Regions from separate parts of the Homo sapiens genome. Here all the other regions are linked to region 2. Evidence: chromatin contacts called from ENCODE Hi-C or POLR2A ChIA-PET data. All regions are on one chromosome and are shown on one strand. Each heading gives the region's core, a stretch centred on a gene start or an enhancer-like site at or near the end of the contact. The rest is flanking DNA. Distances are from core to core; before and after follow the strand shown. Region 1 overlaps KDM4B (lysine demethylase 4B). Region 2 holds the start of MICOS13 (mitochondrial contact site and cristae organizing system subunit 13). Region 3 holds the start of UHRF1 (ubiquitin like with PHD and ring finger domains 1). Region 4 holds the start of PLIN3 (perilipin 3). Region 5 holds the start of SLC25A23 (solute carrier family 25 member 23).

Evidence for each region. A loop is a pair of places that touch in the nucleus more often than their neighbours do. ChIA-PET counts read pairs that join two places held with the same protein, here RNA polymerase II (POLR2A). Pooled maps may share reads with other maps.
Region 1: a loop to region 2 is called in a pooled map, with 8 times the contacts of the local background. The contact joins the enhancer-like site here to the promoter of MICOS13 in region 2. A Hi-C loop is called at or near these places in 5 of 37 single-sample maps with no recorded cell type and 8 of 50 pooled maps. POLR2A ChIA-PET finds 5 or more read pairs at or near these places in 1 of 52 experiments (GM12878).
Region 3: a loop to region 2 is called in a pooled map, with 5 times the contacts of the local background. The contact joins the promoter of UHRF1 here to the promoter of MICOS13 in region 2. A Hi-C loop is called at or near these places in 1 of 37 single-sample maps with no recorded cell type and 8 of 50 pooled maps. POLR2A ChIA-PET finds 5 or more read pairs at or near these places in 3 of 52 experiments (CD4-positive, alpha-beta T cell, CD8-positive, alpha-beta T cell and endothelial cell of umbilical vein).
Region 4: a loop to region 2 is called in a pooled map, with 20 times the contacts of the local background. The contact joins the promoter of PLIN3 here to the promoter of MICOS13 in region 2. A Hi-C loop is called at or near these places in 8 of 50 pooled maps.
Region 5: a loop to region 2 is called in a pooled map, with 6 times the contacts of the local background. The contact joins the promoter of SLC25A23 here to the promoter of MICOS13 in region 2. A Hi-C loop is called at or near these places in 6 of 50 pooled maps. POLR2A ChIA-PET finds 5 or more read pairs at or near these places in 2 of 52 experiments (SK-N-SH and activated CD4-positive, alpha-beta T cell).

Annotation. Positions count from the first base shown.
Region 1 is chr19:5,136,104-5,140,292 of GRCh38, forward strand. KDM4B (lysine demethylase 4B) reads left to right here. Exons shown (of 23, transcript NM_015015.3): 16 at 1,159-1,235; 17 at 1,518-1,573; 18 at 1,859-1,967. Among named protein-coding and RNA genes, the nearest start is that of PTPRS-AS1, 40 kb to the right of the region's middle. RefSeq lists enhancers at 1,139-1,640, 1,641-2,140, 3,163-3,262. Within about 2 kb of position 2,728, at least 3 of the 41 ENCODE cell types and tissues checked have a DNase peak (open chromatin) inside an H3K27ac peak, as active enhancers do.
Region 2 is chr19:5,678,706-5,682,743 of GRCh38, forward strand. It overlaps MICOS13 (mitochondrial contact site and cristae organizing system subunit 13), which reads right to left and starts at 1,811. Exons shown (of 4, transcript NM_205767.3): 1 at 1,753-1,811; 2 at 881-1,058; 3 at 640-691. The coding sequence starts at 1,781. It overlaps HSD11B1L (hydroxysteroid 11-beta dehydrogenase 1 like), which reads left to right and starts at 2,322. Exons shown (of 8, transcript NM_198706.3): 1 at 2,322-2,566. RefSeq lists enhancers at 900-1,039, 1,420-1,529, 1,560-1,639, 1,660-1,759, 1,770-2,239 and a silencer at 2,290-2,499.
Region 3 is chr19:4,907,089-4,911,295 of GRCh38, forward strand. UHRF1 (ubiquitin like with PHD and ring finger domains 1) reads left to right here and starts at 2,413. Exons shown (of 17, transcript NM_001048201.3): 1 at 2,413-2,567; 2 at 3,788-3,950. The coding sequence starts at 3,798. It also overlaps a transcript of ARRDC5 not described here. RefSeq lists an enhancer at 1,446-2,352 and silencers at 2,172-2,251, 2,752-3,271.
Region 4 is chr19:4,866,262-4,870,408 of GRCh38, forward strand. It overlaps PLIN3 (perilipin 3), which reads right to left and starts at 1,406. Exons shown (of 8, transcript NM_005817.5): 1 at 1,348-1,406. RefSeq lists enhancers at 374-723, 666-1,166, silencers at 1,384-1,563, 3,987-4,147, 4,028-4,107 and a cis regulatory region at 3,820-4,147.
Region 5 is chr19:6,456,829-6,461,510 of GRCh38, forward strand. SLC25A23 (solute carrier family 25 member 23) reads right to left here and starts at 2,964. Exons shown (of 10, transcript NM_024103.3): 1 at 2,645-2,964; 2 at 1,370-1,496; 3 at 675-762. The coding sequence starts at 2,800. RefSeq lists silencers at 2,716-2,775, 2,826-2,965, 3,476-3,655.

The sequences.
Region 1 (4,189 bases), core at 1,478-3,977, 540 kb before region 2:
TTCCTCCTCACTGGCCCTCTGGACAGTTCTGCCGAGTCTTCTCCAAGGCCTGGGAGGCGACAGGAGGAACTCAGGCAGCCGCTACGCCTGTGATTTGTGGCTGTGGTTGAAACTGATGGTCACAGTGAGATTGCAGCGTGGTCAGGGCGTCTGATTTATCTCTGCTCTCAGGGACCCCTCCCCAGTCCTGAGGCTCGACCATGGTCACAGACAAGAAAATGGATGTCTGTCTCTTTCCCACGCACGGGGGGGCGGTGGCAGGAATTGGACTTTCAGGGAAGGAGGAGGGCTCTCTGGAGACGTTTAATTTTCTGTGCCCCTGGCAGCCATAGATCTGTGTCGGTTTCCTCCTGGCGGTGGCCTGCCTGGGGGCTCGCGTTGTCTCCTGGCTGGGAGGCTCTTCACTCTGCTTTGCTGGGCCTGGGTTTGAGATGTGCCCCCGGGGCAGATGGGCTCCCTGGGGGAAGGGTTGCCGAGGGTCCCAGGCCTGCCACAGCCGGGCCGCCCCAGCCAGGCTACCCCAGCAGACGCCCCCACCCCCAGCCGTGCCCACCACCCTGCTGCTCTGGAGGCAGTGAGGTCCCCGCCCCCAGCCTCTTCAGTGGGCCATCAGCACTGGCAGAGAGCCCCTTCCACACTGGGGGCAGTGATCCCCAGCAGAGGCAGAGCCCTGGGGGGCAGGCGGCACCCCTGCCCTCGCTCTGGGGGCATGATTCGGCCTTTTGTGCCCTTTCCCCATTTCCAGACCCAGGGCCACATCCCACAGTGAGTCTCCCTTGCGGCTTTGGCCTTTCTGGACATAGCAGGAGGAGCTGCTGTTGGGGGTGCAGACACCCAACAAGGAGGGGCCCTCAAGACACCACCAGGCTGAGCGCGGCAGACCCAGCTGGAGCTCAGGGTCCCTGCTTCCCCTCCTGCGTCCTCTTTCCACACAAGTAGCTTCCAGACCTTTCTCTCGCTCCACATGCAGTGGCCTGGATTGAAGCTCAGAGGGTGGGAACAGCACGCACCCTGAATGCTGCAGCTGCGTGCGGAGGCCTCGTCACTCCACATACGGACACTGGCCCCCAAGTTACCCGGCCCCTCCCCCTGAGTTTCACTCGGCTCCCCAAGTCTCACCTGCCCCCCAGATCTCAGCCAGCCCCCGCTGTCTTCCAGGTTGCTATGGCATCCGTCCCGAGCTGGTCAATGAAGGCTGGACGTGTTCCCGGTGCGCGGCCCACGCCTGGACTGCGGTAACTCGCTCCCCGCAGCGGGGGTGGTGCTCTGAGAGGCCTGGGCCCCGGCCCCACTCCAGTGGGGTGACTTTGGGGCGTAGTCTCCCCTCCGTGGGCCTGGGTTCCTTCACCTCTGCCCTGAGGGGGTGGAACCCAAGGGATTCCCACCCGTCACTTTGGTGGCTGCTAGGTTGAAATATAAGGGCCGTGGGCTGGGGACGGTTGGCAGATCAGGCCCCAAGCAGTGTGTGGGGAGCCTGCTCCGAGCCCTGCTCATCCAGGGCTGTCTGGTCTCCACAGGAGTGCTGCCTGTGCAACCTGCGAGGAGGTGCGCTGCAGATGACCACCGATAGGAGGTGGGTGGCACCGCGCGTTGGGGCTGGAGGGCCGGAGGGGAGCCTGCCCTGGGCTGAGGCTCTGCAGGGTGTGACCCCAGTGCCTAGGGGTTGACCATCACCTCCACATAACCGCCCTGTGTCATGGATGGGGTGGCCAGGGCTGAGGAGGAGCATACGCCTGCACCGACCTTCCTGAAGTTCCCCAGGCCCTGACCCAGCCGACAGCCACATCACGCCCAGCCCCTCTGTGACCAGCCCAGGTCCTCAGAGGCGCACCTGACCCCGCTGCACCTGCCCTCCCAGGTGGATCCACGTGATCTGTGCCATCGCAGTCCCCGAGGCGCGCTTCCTGAACGTGATTGAGCGCCACCCTGTGGACATCAGCGCCATCCCCGAGCAGCGGTGGAAGCTGGTAGGTCCTTGCGGTCGAGGCCCACCCTGCCCGTGCCTCTAGGGCTGCCGGCCATGCTCGGCTCCCCACCTGCGCGATCTGAAGCGGTCTTTCCTCCAAGCTCTGCGTCTCCATGGGGGTGGTGGGCAGCTTTCAGGAAGCCAGTGATCCCGACTTCAGCAGGTGTGTTATTTTTTGAATCCTTCCCCGAGGTGCAAGGTACAAAAATCAGAAGGCATCAAGGGTGGCAGAGATAAGCAGGCCCCGTCAGGTGTGGCCTTGGGGGCATCCTCTGCAGAATCGAGCACCCCATGCAGTTTCCACCTTCCCACAAAAGCAGAGGCACCGCACGTGCCCCGACACAACCGGGCTGTCTGATCTTTGCTGTTTTTCTAATAATTATAACAAGCCTGGGCAACACGATGAGACCCCATCTCTATAAAAAAAATAAAAAACACTAGCTGGGCGTGGTGGCACACACCTGTGGTCCCAGCTACTCGGGAGGCTGAGGTGGGAGGATCGCCTGAGCCCGGGATACCCAGGCTGCAGTGAGCTGTGATGGCACCATTACACTGCAGCCTAGACAACAGAGCCAGGCACTGTCTCAAAAAAAAACAAACAATTGTAACAATGCTTAGCGTGAGATCTGCCCTCTTAAGAAGCATCTGAGGTTCAGTACAGCATTCACCACGGGCCCAGTGGTGGGCAGCAGGGCTCTGCGGCCCGCTCACCCGTCCTGTATAACTGACACTTCACACGTGCTAAGCAGCAGCTCCCTCCGCCCACCCCAGCACCCAGCACTCTGCTTCTGTGTGTTTGCCTGTGTTATAGACCCCACGTGAGTGGGATTGTACAGTCTTTATTCTTCTGCGACCGGCTTCTTTCTTAAGAGACAGGGTCTCTCACTCTGTTACCCAGGCTGGAGTGCAGTGGTGTGATCACAGCTCTCTGCAGCCTCAAACTCCTGGGCTCAAGCGATCATCCCGCCTCAGCCTCCTGAGTAGCTGGGACCACAAGCACGTGCCAAAAAGTTAGGTTAACTCCCAATTTTTTTTTAAAAGATGGGGTCTCACTATGTTGCCCAGGCTGGTTTGGAACTCCTGGCCTTGAGATCTTCCTGCCTTGGCCTCCTGGGTAGCTGGGATTACAGGCGCGAGTGGTGTCTTTCATTTGGCATAGTTTCCTCAAGGTTCATCCACATTCATTCAACCCAAATATGGCAGGAGTTCCTTCTTTTCCTGGCTCAGTGATGTGCCACCATGTGGATGGACGACGTTGTGTTGATCCGGGCACCCGCCGATGTCTCTGCCTTCAGGCTGTTGTGGGTTGCGCCGCAGCGGATGTGGGAGTGTGGTTGTGGTTTGGAGATTCTGATGTCATTTCCTGTGGATACAGACCCAGCAGTGGGCTTGCTGGACCGTCGGGCAGCTCTGTTTTTAGCACTGGAGGAAACTGCTCTCCCTTGCGGCTGGACGGACTCCCATCCGCACCCCCCGGGTGCAGGGCTTTCCCCTTCCCCTCGTCCTCACTCACACCTACCTTTGACTTTTTTGTAGCAGCCGCCCTAGCAGGTGCGAGGTGGTCTCGCTATGGTTTGATTTGTGTTCTCCTGGCGGTCAGTGACGCTGGGCATCTTTGCACAGTCCTGTTGGCCATCTGCATGCCGTCTTTGGAGAAACGTCTGTTCTGCTCCTTCGCCCATTCCGTGCCTGGGTTGCTTGGCCTTTTGTGGTTGAGTTGGAGGATCTCTGCTGCTCCACTCTTGGTGCACATTGAGGCCCCCCGTAGATGCGCGCAGCCACCTTGGGCGTAGCGGGGCCTCATCGTGGGGGCTTGTGAAGCTTCCTCCTGCTCTCAGCAATGATGGCCCCCCTTTGGGGAACCCCTTGGAGCCACAGGGCAGTCAGGAGTGGTCAGTGCTGGCCACCAGCTGGCTGTGCACTTGGGACAGATTCCTCGACCTCTCTGTGCCTCGGCCGTCCCTTCTGTGCTGTGGGGTTGCCACAGTCCCCGCCATGCAGGGTTGCAGTGGTGTGAGCTGGGCCCACTCCCTAAAGCATGGACCACCCTGTCTGAGCACTAGCAGCTGCTCAGGGCTTGTCAAATCTGCAGCCTCGCTCCCCCAGGCCCCCAGTGTCACCTACTGCATTTGATCCACACAGTGAGAGCCTGTGGGGTCATCCTGCACTGTCTGTTCTGCAGGTGAGGAGCCTGGGGCCTGGAGGGGCTTGGCCGATCATGGC
Region 2 (4,038 bases), core at 561-3,060:
ACCCCTGGGAAACTCTAGAGTTTGTTTTGGGCGGTGGGGGGTGGGTGGGGGGCGGGGATGGAGTCTCACTCTGTCTCCCAGGCTGGAGTGCAGTAGTGCAATCTCGGCTCACTGCAACCTTCGCCTCCTGGGTTCAAGCGATTCTCTTGCCTCAGCCTCCCAAGTAGCTGGGACTACAAGTGCGCCACCATACCAGGCTAATTTTTGTATTTTATTTTTTTGAGATGGAGTCTCGCCCTGTCGCCCAGGCTGGAGTGCAGTGGTGCAACCTCGGCTCACTGCAACCTCTGCCTCCTGGGTTCAAGCAATTCTCCTGCTTCAGCCTCTCAAGCAGCAGCTGGGATTACAGGTGTGCACCACCACGCACGGTTAATTTTTGTATTTTTAGTAGAGATGGGGTTTCACCATGTTGCCCAGGCTGGTCTCGAACTCCTGACTTCAGATGATCCGCCCACCTCAGCCTCCCAAAGTGCTGGGATTACAGGCGTGAGCCACTGTGCTCGGCCTCCTTTCCCTTTTAGATCCCTAAGAGACACGTGTCGGGCAGGAAGGAGGATGGACAGAAAGGAATGGCCAGGAAGTGGGGAGAGGGGCTAGACTGGGGTGTCTCCCTCCAAGCAAAGAAACTGGGTGCCTTACCTGCATTCCAGGAGTCACGGATGGGAAAGTAAATCTTTGGAGGGGCTGGGAGCTGGGAAAAAGAGATGGGCAGAAAGAACTGGTGAAAAGGCTCAGCAGCCCATCCCCAGAGGCGGAGGGAGGAGGACAGGCCGGAGAATCAGGTCAGCATCAATATGGAGGACAACATCGTGCAGGGCTGGAGGGACCTCCCAGAGCTGACCACCCGCCAAACCCTGGCCTCGTTCCCGGCCCGTAGTACCTGGGGTATCTGCAGGCCTGTCTGCTGACACACGTACTGGCTGAACTGGTACATGGCGGGGGGGACCACCTCCCCAGCCTTCTGTAGGGCTGCCTGGCTCTTGTCGCTGGGCCCCAGCAGCTCCTGGTCGTACACCAGGTAGACGGCGCCCCCAGCCACACTTCCCTTGATGAGGAACCTGCGGGCAGGGACGGGAGGAGCAGAAGCTCAGCGGACACTGACAGCCACCCTCAGGGGCCAAGGCCCACGGGGAGAGTGAGACCCTCCTGAGGGCTCACCGTCCACAGGGTGACACTCTGTAGTGCAGCACCGTCGACCCAGACCCCTATTATATACAGCACTCGTTTTACAACGTGCAAGGCAGGGCGGCTGGACGCCACTTGAACTGATGAACTGAAACCCAGAGGGGGAGAGTGGGTCACTCAAAGTCCCACAGTGAGCAGGGGCAGTGAAGACGTAAGATCTTGACCTTCTAGAAGCCTTCCAGCCCTGGAGAAACCAAGTGTCCCTGGGCGCCTCCTGCCCGCTGTCACTCGCAGCTCCGAGCACGCATTCACTTCTCATCCACGCCAGCGGCAGGATTCACCGGCATTCCCACCTCACAGAGAAGACAACTGAGGCTCGGAGGCGGAGGCTGACACCGCGAACTGAACGCCAAGGGCTCGCTGGGAAGCAGGAGGGAGGGGATTGGCGACCTCGGGAAGCCCCGCCCCTCTGAAGCCTCAGTTTCCCTATCTGGCCCATAGGCGGGGAACGAAGGGGAAGTGACTCTAAGGGAAGCGAAGAGCAGATCGGGACCAGACTGGAGACAGGGATGCCCACAAAAATGGACTTTTTCGGGGACTCGGGTCCCCTCCGGCGCCCCCACGCACCTCATCAGCGACCACACCCGGGCCACCATGGTCGCTCGGATCCACGCGCAAGGACACTCGGCTCGCCCGCCGCTTCCTGTCGCGGCGCCGCAGAGGCCTCTGGAAGGTGTAGTCTTTCTTGCCCGACGCAAGGTCCTCTGGGAGTCGTGGTGTCTTGCGGCTCTGAGACTCCAGAGAAGGGCTGCGGTCTCGCAGCGGAGGGCCGCTGGGAAATGGACGCTTTAAGGCCCGGGCCGCCGCAAGGCTGTCTGGGAAATGTAGTCAGCACGGCGCTGTTTGCACCTGGCCGCGGAGCCTCCTGGGAAATGTAGTTCGGCCCGGCCCTGGCACCGTGAGGGGAAAGAGGCGTCAGGTGCCTGGCTGAAGCCTGAAGGTGACCCGAAAACAAGTCAGAGCCCGAGAGATCCACCCGCGCCCGCGCGGGGGACCAAGGGCCCGGATTTAAGAAGAGTGTGCCTACAAGGCGGTTGTCACGGCAACGAGAGGGCGGGATTGTTCGAGCGCTGCGGCCCCCTCACGTGATCGATTCGGAGGCGGGGCGTCCGCCCAGTGGGCGGGGCCGGGCCCCTGCTGGGAGGCGAAGACCAGGCGGGCACTGTTGCCCGGCGACGCTCCGGCGCTGGGTCCCCGAGGCCCGGCCCCTCCCCGGGAGGAGGTGGGCTTCGAGTCACGTGACCCGTGCCCTACGGGAGGGGGTGCGGTCGGGGACCCGGCAGGAGGCGGCCGAGAAGAGAGGACCGTGGGGGCGTTCGCGTGGCTCCCAGCCCGGGACCCCACCCCCGCTGGACAGTGGGGGAAACTGAGGCCTGAGCGGGTGAGTGCACGGTTTAGGGGTGCGCAGAGGGTCACACGCCCGCTTTGTTCAGAGGGGAAGCTAAGGCCCGCCGAGGTCAAGAAGGGGCCGATGCGTTCTGCAGGGCTTCCCCCCATTTCTCCCGCATTTCGGCCGGGCTGCTTCAACCGTTCATCTGCCCATCCATCCATCTGTCCCCCACCCGTCTATCCATCTGGCCATCCACCCATCTATCCTTCCATCTATCCATCCACACTTCCGTTCATCCATCTGTCCGCCCATCCATTCATCCATCTGCTCCCCCCATCCTTCCACTCATCCATCTGTCCACCCATCCATCTATTTATCTGGCCACCCACTCATCTATCCGTCCATCCATCCATCCATCCATCCATCCATCCATGCATCCGTCCGTCCATCCATCCATCCATCCATCCATCCATTTATGTGTTCCCATTTATCCATTCATACATCCATCCACTCATCCATCTATCCACCCATACATCTCTCCGTCCATCATCCATCCATCCACCCATCCATCTATTCATCTGGCCATCCACCCATCCATCCTTCTATCTATGCATCCATACATGCATCTGTCCATCTATCCATTCATCCATCCACCCATCCGTCCACCCGTCAGTCCATCTGGTCCCACTTCCCCCTGCCGGGCTGCTGCAGTCAGTGTAGAGCTGGGGGTGGAAAGAGGGATGAGCAGAGGAGCTTCATGGGCTGTCCCTGGAAGGGGAAAAGGTGGAAGCTCGTTTCTTGCTGTGGGCATGCCTGGTGTGTCTGGGAAAGGTGAGGAGTTCATTATTTTGAGAACTGAACGATTCATAGATGGGGCCGTGGGAGAGAAGGATAGACAGGTAGTCAGGGGCTATACCTGCAGGGCCTCATGGGGTGCAGTGAGGAGCCTGGTTTCCATCAGTTGCAGTGGGGACCCCTGAGAGGGTTTGGAGCAGGAAGGGCCATGGCCATGTTGCTTTTGACACAGACGCCTTTGGCTGCATTGACAGAAGAGGCAGGGAGAGAATGAGTATGGACATGGGGAAGCCAGTGTGGAGGTGGGGGAGACCAAATCGGAGATGGAAGGGAGGCCAAAGGAAAGATGGGGGTGGTCAGGCCCGGGGTAGGGTCTAGGAGGGAGGTGACAATCTGGGAGTCCTGGAGAGAGAGAGGAAGGGACAGCTGGGGAGAGACTGGAGAGGGAGAACTGATAAGATCTGAAAACCATGAGCTCGTGGGGGTGAAAGGATAGAAGGAGGTGAGGACAATACCTGGGTCTCCCATTTAGGGACAGGGGATAGTGGGGCTATTTCTGTGATGGTGAGCTGGGAAGAGAAGCAGGTATGGGGTGACATGCTGAGCCTGGATTGGGTCCTGCTGGTTCTAAGGGGCCTGGAGGTTGTCAGGAGGAGACACCCAGAAGACAGCAGAGGCAAAGAACCTAGGGCTGGACCTACAGATGGGAGATTTAGGGACTCCTCAAT
Region 3 (4,207 bases), core at 1,163-3,662, 770 kb before region 2:
ACAAACTCAGTGGCTGCAAAACACACATTTATTTATTTGTTGATAGAGCCTTGCTCTGTCACCCAGGTGGGAGTACACTGGCTCGATCTTGGCTCACTGCAACCTCCGTCTCCTGGGTTCAAGTGATTCTCCTGCCTCAATCTCCTGAGTAGCTGGGATTATAGGCACACACCACCCTGCCCAGCTAATTTTTTTTTTTGAGACACAGTCTCGCTCTGTTGTCCAGGCTGAAGTGCAGTGGCACGATCTCTGCTCACTGGAACCTCCGCTTCCCAGGTTCAAGCAATTCTCTGCCTCAGCTTCCCGAGTAGCTGGGATTACAGGCGCCGGCCACCACACCTGGCTAATTTTTGTATTTTTAGTAGAGATGGGGTTTCACCATGTTGACCAGGCTAGTCTGGCGACTCCTGACCTCCAGTTATCTGCCTGCCTCGGCCTCCCAAAGTACTGGGATTACACGTGTGAGCCACCACGCCCGGCCCACACATTTATCATCTTACAGTTTGGGAGGTCAGAAGTCTGAAATAAATTTTAGGGGCAGGGCGGGTTCTAGGAGTCTTTCTTGCTTTTTCTAGCCACCAGAGGCTGCCCATCTTCCTTGCCTCTTGGCCTGATCTTTTTTTTTTTTTTTTTTTTTTTTTGAGACTGAGTTTTGCTTTTGTTGCCCAGGCTGGAGTGCAATGGCGCGATCTTGGCTCACCACAACCTCTGCCTCCTGGGTTCAAGCGATTCTCCTGCCTCAGCCTCCCGAGTAGCTGGGATTACAGACATGTGCCACCACGCCAGGCTAATTTTGTGTTTTTAGTAGAAACGGGGTTTCTCCATGTTAGTCAGGCTGGTCTCGAACTCCTGACCTCAGGTGATCTGCCTGCCTCGGCCTCCCAAAGTGCTGGGATTACAGGTGTGAGCCAACGCGCCCGGCCCTTGGCCTGATCATTGTAAAGCCTGCTTCCACTTTCCCATCTCCTTTGACTTTGACCTTTTGTATCCCTTTTTCACTTATTAGGACCTTTTAAGGACATTGTGCCCACCTGGATCACCCAGGAGACGCTCCCCAACTCAAAATCATTAACTGAATCACACCTGCAAAGTTGCAAAGTCCTTTTAGCTGTGTAAGGCACTGTATTCACAGATCCTGGGGGCGAGGACGTGGGGGTCTAGAGACGCATATCTTCGGGGGCCATGATCTGTCTCCTATATTAGGGACATAGCAGAAGTCCCACTGACCAGATAGAGGAGACTTAATAGAGTGACGAAGAAACTGTAAAAAGCTAAGTGGGAACTCAACATTTTTCTGCTCACAGCTCTCAAGGGAAAGACCAAAGTCCTCCCCGGTGGCCTTCAAGGTATTATATATCACCCCTCTGACCTCAACTCCCCCTCCCCTTTGCTCAGTGGGCCCCAACCACACCAGCCCCTTCCTGCTCCCTGGACACCTCTAAGCCTTTTCCGGCCTCTGGGTTTGACTTTCCCTCCTAGACCCATCTGTCCTTGGAGTCTCATCTCCGATTCCAGCTCAAATGTCATCTTCTCTGAGAGGCCCACCGCAGTGGCCCCAGTGAGAGAGTATCCTCTCTCCCCGCCTCCCACCACATGGCTGCTGGTCACTCTCCTATAAGGAATCATCTGAAATTATCTGCTTTAGTTATTCATTTCTTGCCTGTCTCCCCCAGATAGGAATTTTCCCTCCCTGAGACCACCAACTGGGTCTGCCATGTACACCGCTGGGTTCTGCAGCTCTGAGCAACCTGTCCGGCTGCTTTGTAGGTGCCCAGCACAGGTCACTCCTGTGCCCGCCAGGACTGGTCAGAGTGGAACAGACAGGGCGGAGGGGGCAGGGCAGCCCTGCCCGCCTGGACAGCCTGGAGAAGGCGGGAAAACGAGGCGGGAAAAGACAGCAAACAAGCCCTGCGGGTGGGTAGAGTGGGGAGCCCTGGCAGGCCCTGACGCCAGGCAGTGGGGCTTGGGGCGATCGGGCGAGCCATCAGGGTGCAGGTGGTCTCCTAGGGGCCCCCCACATTCCCTCGCAGTATTTACACATTGATTCCGGCCTTCTTAGACCTACTGGTCAATGCGTGCGAGTGGGGGGCTGCGAACGGACTTGGACTTAAGAGTTCAGGGGGTCTGTACCCTGGGGGTCCCCAAGGCTCCTGGGGTGTCCACGTGCGGGGGGTGACCAGGCCCTGCCACGCAGCCCCTTTGCACGCTGGGCGCGCCCAGCAGAGCGCGCAGGGCTGGGCGGAGCCGTGGCCCACTAGGCGGAGGCGCCGTGGACAGAGGCGGGGGCGCCCCCCACCCTCTTTCTCGCTTCCCGCCACTGCGTCGGCCAATCAGGAGGCAGGCGCCCGCCCCCGGCACGGCCTCCTGCGGCCCCGCAACTCCCAAATGCCGAGTTTTCGCGGGAAAAAAATCAGAGCAGCTGGCAGCGCGGCGGGCAGCGTTTGCCGAGCGGGCGCTCCGGGTCGCACGCAAGTCCGCGCGGGGTCCGGGCCACGCACGCGGTTTCATCGCCATCCCCAGCCGGGCCACGCGCGCAGGCAGACAAGCTGTTCGCGGCGACCGGAGAGGTGAGCGGGCGGGCCGGGTCGGGGTGCCAGCCCGGGCCGGGCGCACGGGGCTCGGGAACTTTGCAAAACTTTCCCGCGCGGCCAGCCCGGGCGCACGCATGTCCCGCACTCTGTCCCGGGATCCAGGGCCTCCCCTTCCACCTAACCCTCGGGAATCGTTCCCCGGCACACATCCGGCTGGAGCCGGGACCAGCGCTGCGTCCCCGGAGCCCGGCGGGGGGTCGAGCGCGCCGGGTGGGGGAGGGCCTGGCGAGCCGCCGGGGAGGATGTCAGGCTCCGCGCCTGCGCGCGGGGCGCCCCGCGATTCAATTGTCGCGCCCGAGCCCGATTTCGCGCGCCCTGAGTTCCCCGGGAGCATCTGGGCCAATGGGGAGCGAGCGGGGCGGGGCGGCCGGGTGCTGCGGAGCCAATAAGAGGCGGCTCAAGTGAAGGGGGGCGGGACTTGACGAGCGGGGGCCCCCTCTGTAGTCCCGGCGGCGGGGGTGGGCGTGGGCTCGCTGGCGCGACCCGCGCGGGCCAGTGGGAGTGCGGGAGGGACGCCGAGGGTCCAGGGTTTGGAGGGGCGCGAGCTGCCGGGGGTTGGAGGTCGAGGTGAGTCGCGGGGCGCGCGCGCTCGCGGGTGGCCGGGACGGGGCGGCCGGTTACCATGGCCACCGCGGGGCGGGCCCGGTCGCGCACGCGCGCGGGGGGGGCCGGCAAGGAGGGGGGGCGTGGGCACCGAGGGGTCCCGGGGTCCGCGGATCTCGGGTGGGGTTTTTCCCTCTCAGTGGCACTTGGTTGAGTTCCCCCGGGACTTCTGAAGTTCCGGCCCGCGCTGGACTTCTGGGATTCCCTCTTCCGTAAATAGGAATCCGAGGAATGAATGAATCAATGAATGAATGAATAAACGAACCAACTCGGCCACTTGGCCCGGGCCTCCTTTCTCCTCTGGTCGTGGGGAAGGAGGGATGGGTTGGACCTTCTGCTTTTCTTTCAATTCCCTCTTTTCATTCTCCTTCCTCCTCAATCTTCAACACTTGGCTAGTCGTTAATGCCTTAAGTGCTTAATTTGTTGTGTCTGGTCCTGGCCAGGGTCTGGCTGTACAGGAGGACTGGAAGGGCATCCTGGGAGTTTCCTGGTGTCCACAGGCCGGACAAAAGCAACCCCGACTCCTTAGAGCATGGCATGGCTCAGAGGTGCTGGTAAAACTGATGGGGGTTTTTGCTGTCCCTCCCCTCAGCGCCGACACCATGTGGATCCAGGTTCGGACCATGGACGGGAGGCAGACCCACACGGTGGACTCGCTGTCCAGGCTGACCAAGGTGGAGGAGCTGAGGCGGAAGATCCAGGAGCTGTTCCACGTGGAGCCAGGCCTGCAGAGGCTGTTCTACAGGGGCAAACAGGTACACCCGCCGCCAGCACCTTTGTTCTATGCCTGGTCCAGGCCTCGCGCCTCTGCAGCCACCAGCCGATACTTTCTCCCTCCCACCTCCCCCCCCAACAACCTCGTCCGGTCCCACTTCATCTCTCCCGGAAGGAGAAGTCCACAGAAACCTCAAATGCCTGCGAGAGGAAGGAACAAAGGGAGGACTCACAGATTGACACGCTGGGCTGGCGGCTGGCCCTCGAATCTATAGGGTCTGGGCTTTTAAACTTCTTT
Region 4 (4,147 bases), core at 156-2,655, 810 kb before region 2:
CCCACCTCAGCCTCCCAAAGTGCTGGGATTATAGGCGTGAGTCATCCTGCCCAGCCCAGAATGGGTTCTAATCCCAGCTTGGCAACTCACTAGGAATAGGAGTTTGGGAAGGCAGCATCCCCTAGGAGTCTTGCTTGCCACATCTGTGAAATGTGTATAAGTGTTTCACAAGAGCCTGGAGTCCCTGTGGACTGGAGGAGACGCTGCTCCGGGGAAGCTCAGATCCGTGCCCGGCACATAGTAAGTGCTCCATAAACTATCTCACCGCACTCTGGCTTCCACGGACAAAGGGGTAAAGCCAGCCAGGAACCAGCTTCCTGCTAGGTACAAAAGTCCCCCAACTGGGAAGTCAGGTGAGAAGACATACCTACCTCCCAGTGATCATTGCCTAAATCTGTGCTTCTCCTCACCTCCTTTGGAGCCTGAGCTCACCTGGGCAGGGGGCCAGGTAGGCAGGCATCAAACTCCTGGCCTCGACCGATTCTCAAGTCCCACTTAGGACTCAGGCAGCTTCCTCCCGTCCCCTCTGTCCACCATGACTTCCTGGAACTGGTTTAAGCAAGGGTGGCCATGGCAGATGTCAACACCCTATGAAACCCCTGGGGGTCAGTGACCTGCCTTGCCGCTGGCTCCAGAAGGGGAGCTCCAGGCCAGACCCAGCCATCCAGCAACTTCAGAGCATGCTAAGACTGGACTTCCAAAATTCCAAGGGCCCCAGGTCCCACTGCCAGGCCTAGCCGGGACAAGAACCCCAAAGCAGTTAACGGATAGGCCTTCCTACTTTTAAGCCACCTCGTCGCCACGCCCACCCGAGGGAAGTGGGCAGGCTTTGCCCAAGACCTCCCCAGAATCAGTTGGGGGCGCCAGGAGCTGGGGCAACCCCCACCCCCACCCGTGGCAAAACCATCTGTAGGGGAGGGGGCTTTGCGGTGGCGGGGGGTGTCTCTGAAAACCCCAGAAGGGAGGGCGGAGATTCTGCCCGCAGGAGGAAACTTGCCTGCAAATGGCGTTTCCAAAAGCAAACTGTTCAAAATTTAGAGAAAACCTGGTGGGCGGGGGGCGGTATTTAGCCCACCCCCTTCAATATCACCCCTTCTACGGGGCTCTTTCGCCCCTCAAAAGTCCCAGGAAGTGAGAAGAGGGTTTCAAAGTCTGAGCTTCGTTGCAGAAGTTGGATTTTTCTGGGGGGAGGGGTGACCAGCCTGGGCTGAAGACCCCTCCCCAGGCCGCAGAGTCCAGCAAATCCCACCCCGAGAAAGGCCCTCCCCGACCCCTCCGGCCCCTGGGGTGCCCCAGGACTCCATGGACACCGCCCCCCAGCTCAACTGAGACGCCCCCGCCACTCACCGCGGTCAACCGGACGTCCCAGGAACAGCTGCCGCGACTTCAAAACCAGCTTGGAAACCGTCCGGGCCGAGGCGGGGGTGGCTTTTACTGCGTGGTAGGTTGGGGGCGCACTGGAGTGACGGGCGAGGGGACCAATCAGGTTGAGGGATTGCCCGCGCCAGGCCCGCCCCTCTCCTCCCTGCCCCGCCTCCACTAGGCCCCGCCCCTCGCCAAGTCATGAAGTCCGGGAAGGACTCCACGCCCTGCCCCTGAAGGGGAGGGAGCACTCTTGGACCACGCCTGTCCCAGCCACGGGACCCCCGCTCCGCAGCTGGGGACCCTGTGAAGTTGGCCCTGGGAGGTGAGTGCGATCGGGGGCGCCGCACAGGTGCTGGGATTCCCCAGGTCGCCCATTTCCCCTATGGCCAAACTGAGGCTGCGAGAACCCTGGGAGAGTTGCAGGGTGACCCTCGCCAGCGCGTCAGGGGCCACGCCCTCCACCATGGGCTCCGACTCAGCTATATGTACACACACACACACACACACACACACACACTTTTTTTTTTTTTTTGAGACACAGTCTCGCTCTGTCGCTAAGGCTGGAGTGCAGTGACGCGACCTTGGCTCACTGCAGCCTCCACCTCCTGGATTCAAGCGATTCTCCTGCCTCAGCCTCCTGAGTAGCTGGGATTACAGACACGTGCCACCACGCCCGGCTAATTTTTTGTATTTTTAGCAGAGACGGGGTTTCACCATGTTGGTCTTGAACTCCTGACCTCAAGTGATCTGCCCGCTTGGGCCTCCCAAATTGCTGGGATCACAGGTATGAGCCACCGCACCCGGCCCAACCCAGCTATATGAGTGACTTGAACCACCACGGGAACTTGTCCAGCCTCCGGCCTGATCTGCCCAACATCAGACCACTTCATCCTCCCAGCACTGTATTGTCTTTTTAATCATCCCTATTTTGCAGAGAAGGAAACTGAGGCCTGGAGAGGGTCAGCCAGGGGCAATGGAGGGGTCAGGCTCCAGGCTCTGTGACTGCTGGATCAACCTTTTCCTGAAGCTGCCCCCACTTGGATTTTACCCCGCCCCTCTCCACCTCCCAAATTATTTATCCTCTTGGTCTATAAACCAAGGTCTCAATCTCAGATGGTCCAGGGAGGAGGTGAATATTTCTGCTGAGGAGGTGGCAGTGATGCCCTGCTTAGAGGGGCAGGGGAGAGCAGTGCCCTATGGGAGACCCACCTGGAGAGTCACAGATCCACAGGAAGTTCAAGCTGTAGACATGTCCTGCCTGTTAGGGAACAATTGGACCAAATGAAACCCAACTGGGGCTTTGTCCAGCCCAGGGGCCACCAGTTTGCCACCTCTGCCAAATTATTTGAATAGAATGAAGCTTCTGGTAGCTTTAGAAAGAACATGGGAAAAATTGGGTGTCTGTGACTGCATTTTTTTGGGGGGGTGAGTGGGGACAGGGTCTATGCTAGCACTGTCCAATAGAACTTTCTGCAATTCTAGAATTGTGTGCCATCCAACATTGTAGCCAAAAGCACCACGTGGCTAATGCACAGTGAGAAGCTGAATGTTTAAATTTTTTTTTTTTTTTTGAGGCAGAGTCTCGCTCTGTCTCCCAGGCTGGAGTGCAATGGCGCGATCTCGACTCACTACAACCTCCACCTCCCGGGTTCAAGCGGTTCTCCTGCCTCAGCCTCCCAAGTAGCTGGGATTACAGGCGCGCGCCACCACACCCAGCTAATTTTTGTATTTTTAGTAGAGACGAGGACTAACCATATTGGCCAGGCTGGTCTCGAACTCCTGGCCTCAAGTGATCCACCTGCCTCGGCCTCCTAAAGTGCTGGGATTACAGGTGTGAGCTACCGCGCTTGGCCTGAATGTTTAAATTTAAGTAACTTCAGGCAGCTAGTGAGATTCTCAAGTGAATCTGAGACCCCATTCCATGACATTTGTAACAGGCTTTTTCCTTCTCATTCACTCATTCAACCATATTTATTGAGTCCTTGCGCTGGGGACAGCGGTGAGCTAAACAGATAAGAATTCCAGCCCTGGTGACACACACTACCCAGTGGGAGAGACGAACAAGGAACAACATAAGTGAGAGAACTTTACAATGTGTCACGTGGTAGGACAGCAAAGGACGAGATGAATGTGGGGGATGCGGGGATTTTGTTCTTGTTTTTTGTCAAAGAGTCTCACTCTGTCACCCAGGCTGGAGTGCAGTGGCACGATCTCGGCTCACTGCAACCTCCGCCTCCCAGGTTCAAGAAATTCTTGTTCCTCGACCTCCCAAGTGGCTGGGATTACAGGCCTGTGCCACCATGCCTGGCCAATTTTTGTATTTTTTTTTTTTTTAGTAGAGACGGGGCTTCACCATGTTGGCCAGGCTGGTCTCGAACTCCTGACCTCATGTGATCCACCAGCCCTGGCCTCTCAAGGTGCTGGGTTATAGGCATGAGCCACCACACCCGGTGGGGCCGCAGTTTTTAGTAGGGAGGTCAGAGGAGGCCTTTCTGAGTGACATCCAAGAAGAGAAGAGAGAGAGGCCAGGAGGGAACCATGTCCAGTTAGGGGGAACAGCATTCCAGGCAGCAGGCACAGTCCGTGCAAAGGCCCTGAGGCAGGACCACACCCTGCCTGTTAGAACAGTGAGGAGGCCCCAGTGGCTGGAGTACAGTGAGTGAGAGAGAGGGAGGAGGGGAGGGCTGGGATGGCTCAGAGAGGGGAAGTGACTCATCCAAGATTCAAGGTCAGTGGGAGATTTGCCTGTTAACCCTTAACTTCTTAGTGGCCTTGAGTAACA
Region 5 (4,682 bases), core at 1,714-4,213, 780 kb after region 2:
ACCACCATGCCCAGCAAATTTTTGTATTTTTAGTAGAGACAGGGTTTCACCATATTGGCCAGGATGGTCTCCATCTCTTGACCTCGTGATCCACCTGCCTCGGCCTTCCAAAGTGGCAGGATTGCAGGCGTGAGCCACCATAGCCAGCTGTATTACCCTCATTTTGTAGAGGGGGAAACGGGCTAAGAGAGGCAACTGGTCCCAGATCTGTCTGGCTTCAATTTGAATTTTTCTTTCTTTTTTTTTTTTTTTTTCCAGAAGGAGTCTCACTCCGTCACCCTGGTTAGAGTGTCCTGGCCTGATCTTGGCTCACTGCAACCTCCACCTCTTGGGTTTAAGGGATTCCCGTGCCTCAGCCTCCCCAAGTAGCTGGAATTACAGGCATGCACCACCACGCCTGGCCAATGTTTGTATTTTTAGTAGAGATGGGGTTTTACCATGTTGGCCAGGCTGGTCCCCAACTCCTGACCTCAGGTGATCCACCTGCCTCAGCCTCCCAAAGTGCTGGGGTTACAGATGTGAGCCACTGCGCCTGGCCAGATCTGTCTGACTTCAAAGCCCCAACCTCTCAGCTGTATCCTCCTTGGGACTGGGTCTGGAGCCCAGAAGACAGAGATGGCCAAGGGGTCACTGTGTCCTGAGTTACTTTGGATTCCAGACCCCCAGCGACTCACCTGTGCAAAATTTTCTCAGCCTGCTCCAGCGAGATGGAAATGCCCAGAGCTCGGAAACTCTGTTGGATCTCAGAGACATCAATGTGACCTGGGGAGGGGGCCGGAGGTGGGGAAGGATGTGCGTGTGAGGACACCTGGGGAACCCCAGGACCAAGGATCAGAACAGCTTGGAATGGAGGTGGTCTAGCAAGATCAGGGGCTCCAGAAACCTAGGAGGAGGTTTGCAGTAGGGCTGTGGGGGGACCCCTGACTCACTGGGGTCAGAGAGGTGGAACTGGGAAATACTGGGGGGGCTTCTCTGTTCTGTAAATGAATGAAGGAATCCAGGGGTAATTGTAGGGGTCTCTATGCCATGGGGGATTGAGAGGCAATATCCACAACCCAGATGCTGCTATGAGGGGATCTCTGTCCCACAGGGGACCCAGGAACAGCATAGGGTATCTTTGCCCCATAGAAAAATCTAAGGGTAATTATCGGGGTTCTGCCCCAGTAGGGAAAGGAGGTGGGATGGGCTGGCTGGGCCTCGAACCACCTAGCTAGGGGGTGAGGAGTGCTCCTGAAATAGCCTATGAGTCATCGGGGAGAAGCGGCCCTCCCCCTCTCCTCCTAGCGCTGCCAGTTCTAACCCCACTGATGTCTCTAGGGCCCCCACAGCCCTATCCCTTGGGGCCTGCAGGCAGGTCGCCCGACCTTACCATCCTGGTTCCGGTCAAGACTGTGAAACATGAGCAGCAGACGCTGTTCCCGCTCCTGCAGATAGCGGGAAAATTCCTCCAGGTCGAGCCCGCCATCTGGGTCAGCATCACCCTCAGAGGAGATACCCTGACAGAGGGAAAGGGGATAGAGGTGGCTCCAGGAACCTGCTCCTGATCTGGAGGGGACGCATGTCACCTTATGCCTTAGGAACCCAGAGCCCCCAGCGCCTTGAGGAAGGGGATAGAAGACGTCACCCCACTTCTCCCTCAGTCAGCTAACTTCTCAGCCAGATCCCTACAGCCACCACAGGTCTGTGCGGTGGGTGTGAGTGGTCTAGTTTTCCTGGTGAGCAAACTGAGGCTCTGCAAGGTCAAGTCACCAGTTCAAGGTCACAGAACCAGGAAATGGTAACCTCAGTTCTCATCTGTAAAGCCTGTCCTTCCAGCTGTCTCTTGTTTTTAGTTTTTGTTATTTTTTTAGGTATCTCATTCCTGTTGAACCCAGCTGCCTCTTAAAAAACCCTGTCCACATGGGGGACCCAGGGGTTCCCTTTGGAGGAAGCCCTGGGCGATGTGGGGCAGGAGAGAACCAAGCGGAGTGGCTGAGGCCTTGGTTTTTCCCATTTGGGAAGTGGGAGGTTGGACTGCTCTCAGGGTTGCTGTGGTTCTCTTAGAGCGATCTGGGGCTACAGGTGTGGGAAGGACCTGCAAAGTGGAGGTGGGGGCAGCGGGAGGAAAGTCTTGTTATAGGTGCATTCCCAGCTGCGGGTGACCGCAGACAGGATTGGGTCCCTGGCTGGGGCAGCCCGGGACAGTGAGCCAGGCCCGTGAACGGCCCATGAAAGGGCAGGCCAGGGAATGTAAACACAGGGATCGGGGCAGCTGCAGGCCAGGGCAGTAGGTGCCCAGAGGATGGAGGGTGTGTCTCCTGGAGGTGAGAGCAGGGCACGTCATGGGCTGTGCAGTCTGGAGGAGGGTGTGTCCCGGGCAGTGGGCAGGAAAGCGCCCCCATCTCTTCCCAGGCAGACGCCCCCTGCCCCGCAGCAGGGGGATCGGGTGTTGGCCGCGGAACTGCAGGCTTGGGGCCTCGGCGTCCCTGTCTTGAGCGATCCCGTTAGGCCAAACACGAGTGGGTAGGGGGAACGAGACAGAGACACAGGTTCTGGAGTCCAGCCACAGGTAGTCCCTGGTGGCTCCGGCCGCCCAGTTCAGGGGCTTGGGTAACCGGGAGCGGGCGGGGCCGGGAGGGGAGGAGGTCCCTGGGGGTGGGGGTACCTGTTGGGCGCCGGGGTCTGGGTTGCCCCCGCCCAGCCTGGCCAGCCCCTGGCGCAACTCGTGCACGTCCACGCGGCCATCCTTGTTACTGTCCAGCTCCTCGAACAGGCGACCCCAGCGCTGCCGCCGCTCCGCGTCGCCCGGGCTCCCCCGCATGGCGCCCGCCCGGGGGGGAGGGGAGGCCCGGCAGCGGCGGCCTCAGTGGGGGCTTCGCGGCTCCCCCTCCCCCCCCGGGACCCCGCAGGGTCAGCTCCCGCGGCCGCCGGCTCCGCAGCCTCCGCGCAGTCCGCTCGGCTCTGGCACTTGCGGGAGGTGGTGACGGCTAGCCGTCGCCGCCCGCGCCAGAACTTGCGTCTCCTCCCCCGACCTGCATTGGGGGGAGGGGACCGAGGGCGGAGCTGGGGGCGTGGGGAGGGAATGTCTGGGATGGTCTGGTATTGCACAGCCGAGGAACACCAGAGTTCCTTCTGGGAAGACGGGCTAGGGAGCTCAGTGGTCTCAGGTCTGGTTTCAGAGTTCCGCCTCTGCGTGCCTCAGTTTACCCTTTCCCCCTTTGCCCAAGGGGGCAAGGTAGAGCGCTGTCGGGGATTGGGTTTCATAATCCCCTTCCACTTGACCTCCCCGCCACACCCACTAATCTTCAGGAACTCAAGTTCTCGCTTTTCCCAGACGCACGCAAGAACCGTGCACCATCTCGCTCGCTCTCTGCCCGCCCGCGCCTTACACCTTCCCCGCTCGGCCGCAGAAACAGAAGATCCAGGAGCGATGCTCTCCCACTGTCCCTTCTTCCCGCCCGCGCGCTTCCTTTCTCGGTTCCCACTCTGACTGGGAAACAGAAAATCAACGCGCGGCGCGGCTGCAAAGTCGGTTTCCTATTGGTCAGCGCCTCCTGGGCTGAGCCCGCCCGCCCCGCCTCTTCTCCCACCTAGGCGGGGCCTCCCCGCAGACCCCCGACTGCCTCCAGCCCGCAGTCCCACCGCCTGCCAGGAGATCTTAAAGGGGCCGCGGCCGCAATCAGACGCTGAGCGGCGTGGGGAGGGGGTGGCTCAGTGACCCGGGCGCGGGGTTGAGGATCCCAGTGGTCGAGCGCTGGAGGCAGGGCCCCAGCCTGTCGCACTCGCTGCACCTGCGGAATGTCCCTACTGCTAGTTTCGGGCGCAGTTTCTCGATCCACCATTAGGGGGAAGGGAGCCCAGACCACTTGACAGCGAATACTCGATAACAAATCTCACTTTGATTCAGTGCTTTGCACATGCCAGGGCTTTTACTCACCTCTCGAGTCGTCTTTGCCAAAACCCTATAAGGTAGGTGGTACTGGCGTTCGCACTTTGCAGATAAGGAAGCGGAGGTTAAGTCATTCTCCCCAGTCCTGATGACCACTAAGGGGCAAAACAGGGTTTAAAGAGATCTGGGATCCTTAACCATCACTCTATACCCTAGAAAGAATTAATTATCTTTTTTTTTTTTTTTTTTTTGAAACGGAGTTTCGCTGTTGTTGCTCAGGCTGGAGTGCAATGGCGCGATCTCGGCTCACTGCAACCTCCGCCTCCCGGATTCAAACGATTCTTTTGCCTCAGCCTCCCGAGTAGCTGGGATTACAGGCGCCCGCCACCAAACCCAGCTAATTTTTGTATTTTTAGTGGAGACGGGGTTTCACCATGTTGGCCAGGCTGGTCTCGAACTCCTGACCTCGTGATCCGCCCGCCTCAGCCTCCCAAAGTGCTGGGATTATAGGCGTGAGCCATCGCACGCAGCAGTGAGTTTTTTTTTTTTTTTTTTTTTTTTTTTTTTTTTTTTTTTTTTTTTTTTGAGATGGAGTTTCGCTCTTATTGCCCAGGCTGGAGTGCAATGGCACGATCTCAGCTCACCACAACCTCCGCCTCCCGGGTTCAAGCAATGCTCCCGCCTCAGCCTCCCAAGTAGCTGAGATTACAGGCGCACACCACCACGCCCGGCTAATTTTTGTATTTTTAGTAGAGACGGGGTTTCACCATGTTGGTTAGGCTGGTCTCAAACTCCTGACCTCGTGATCCGCCCG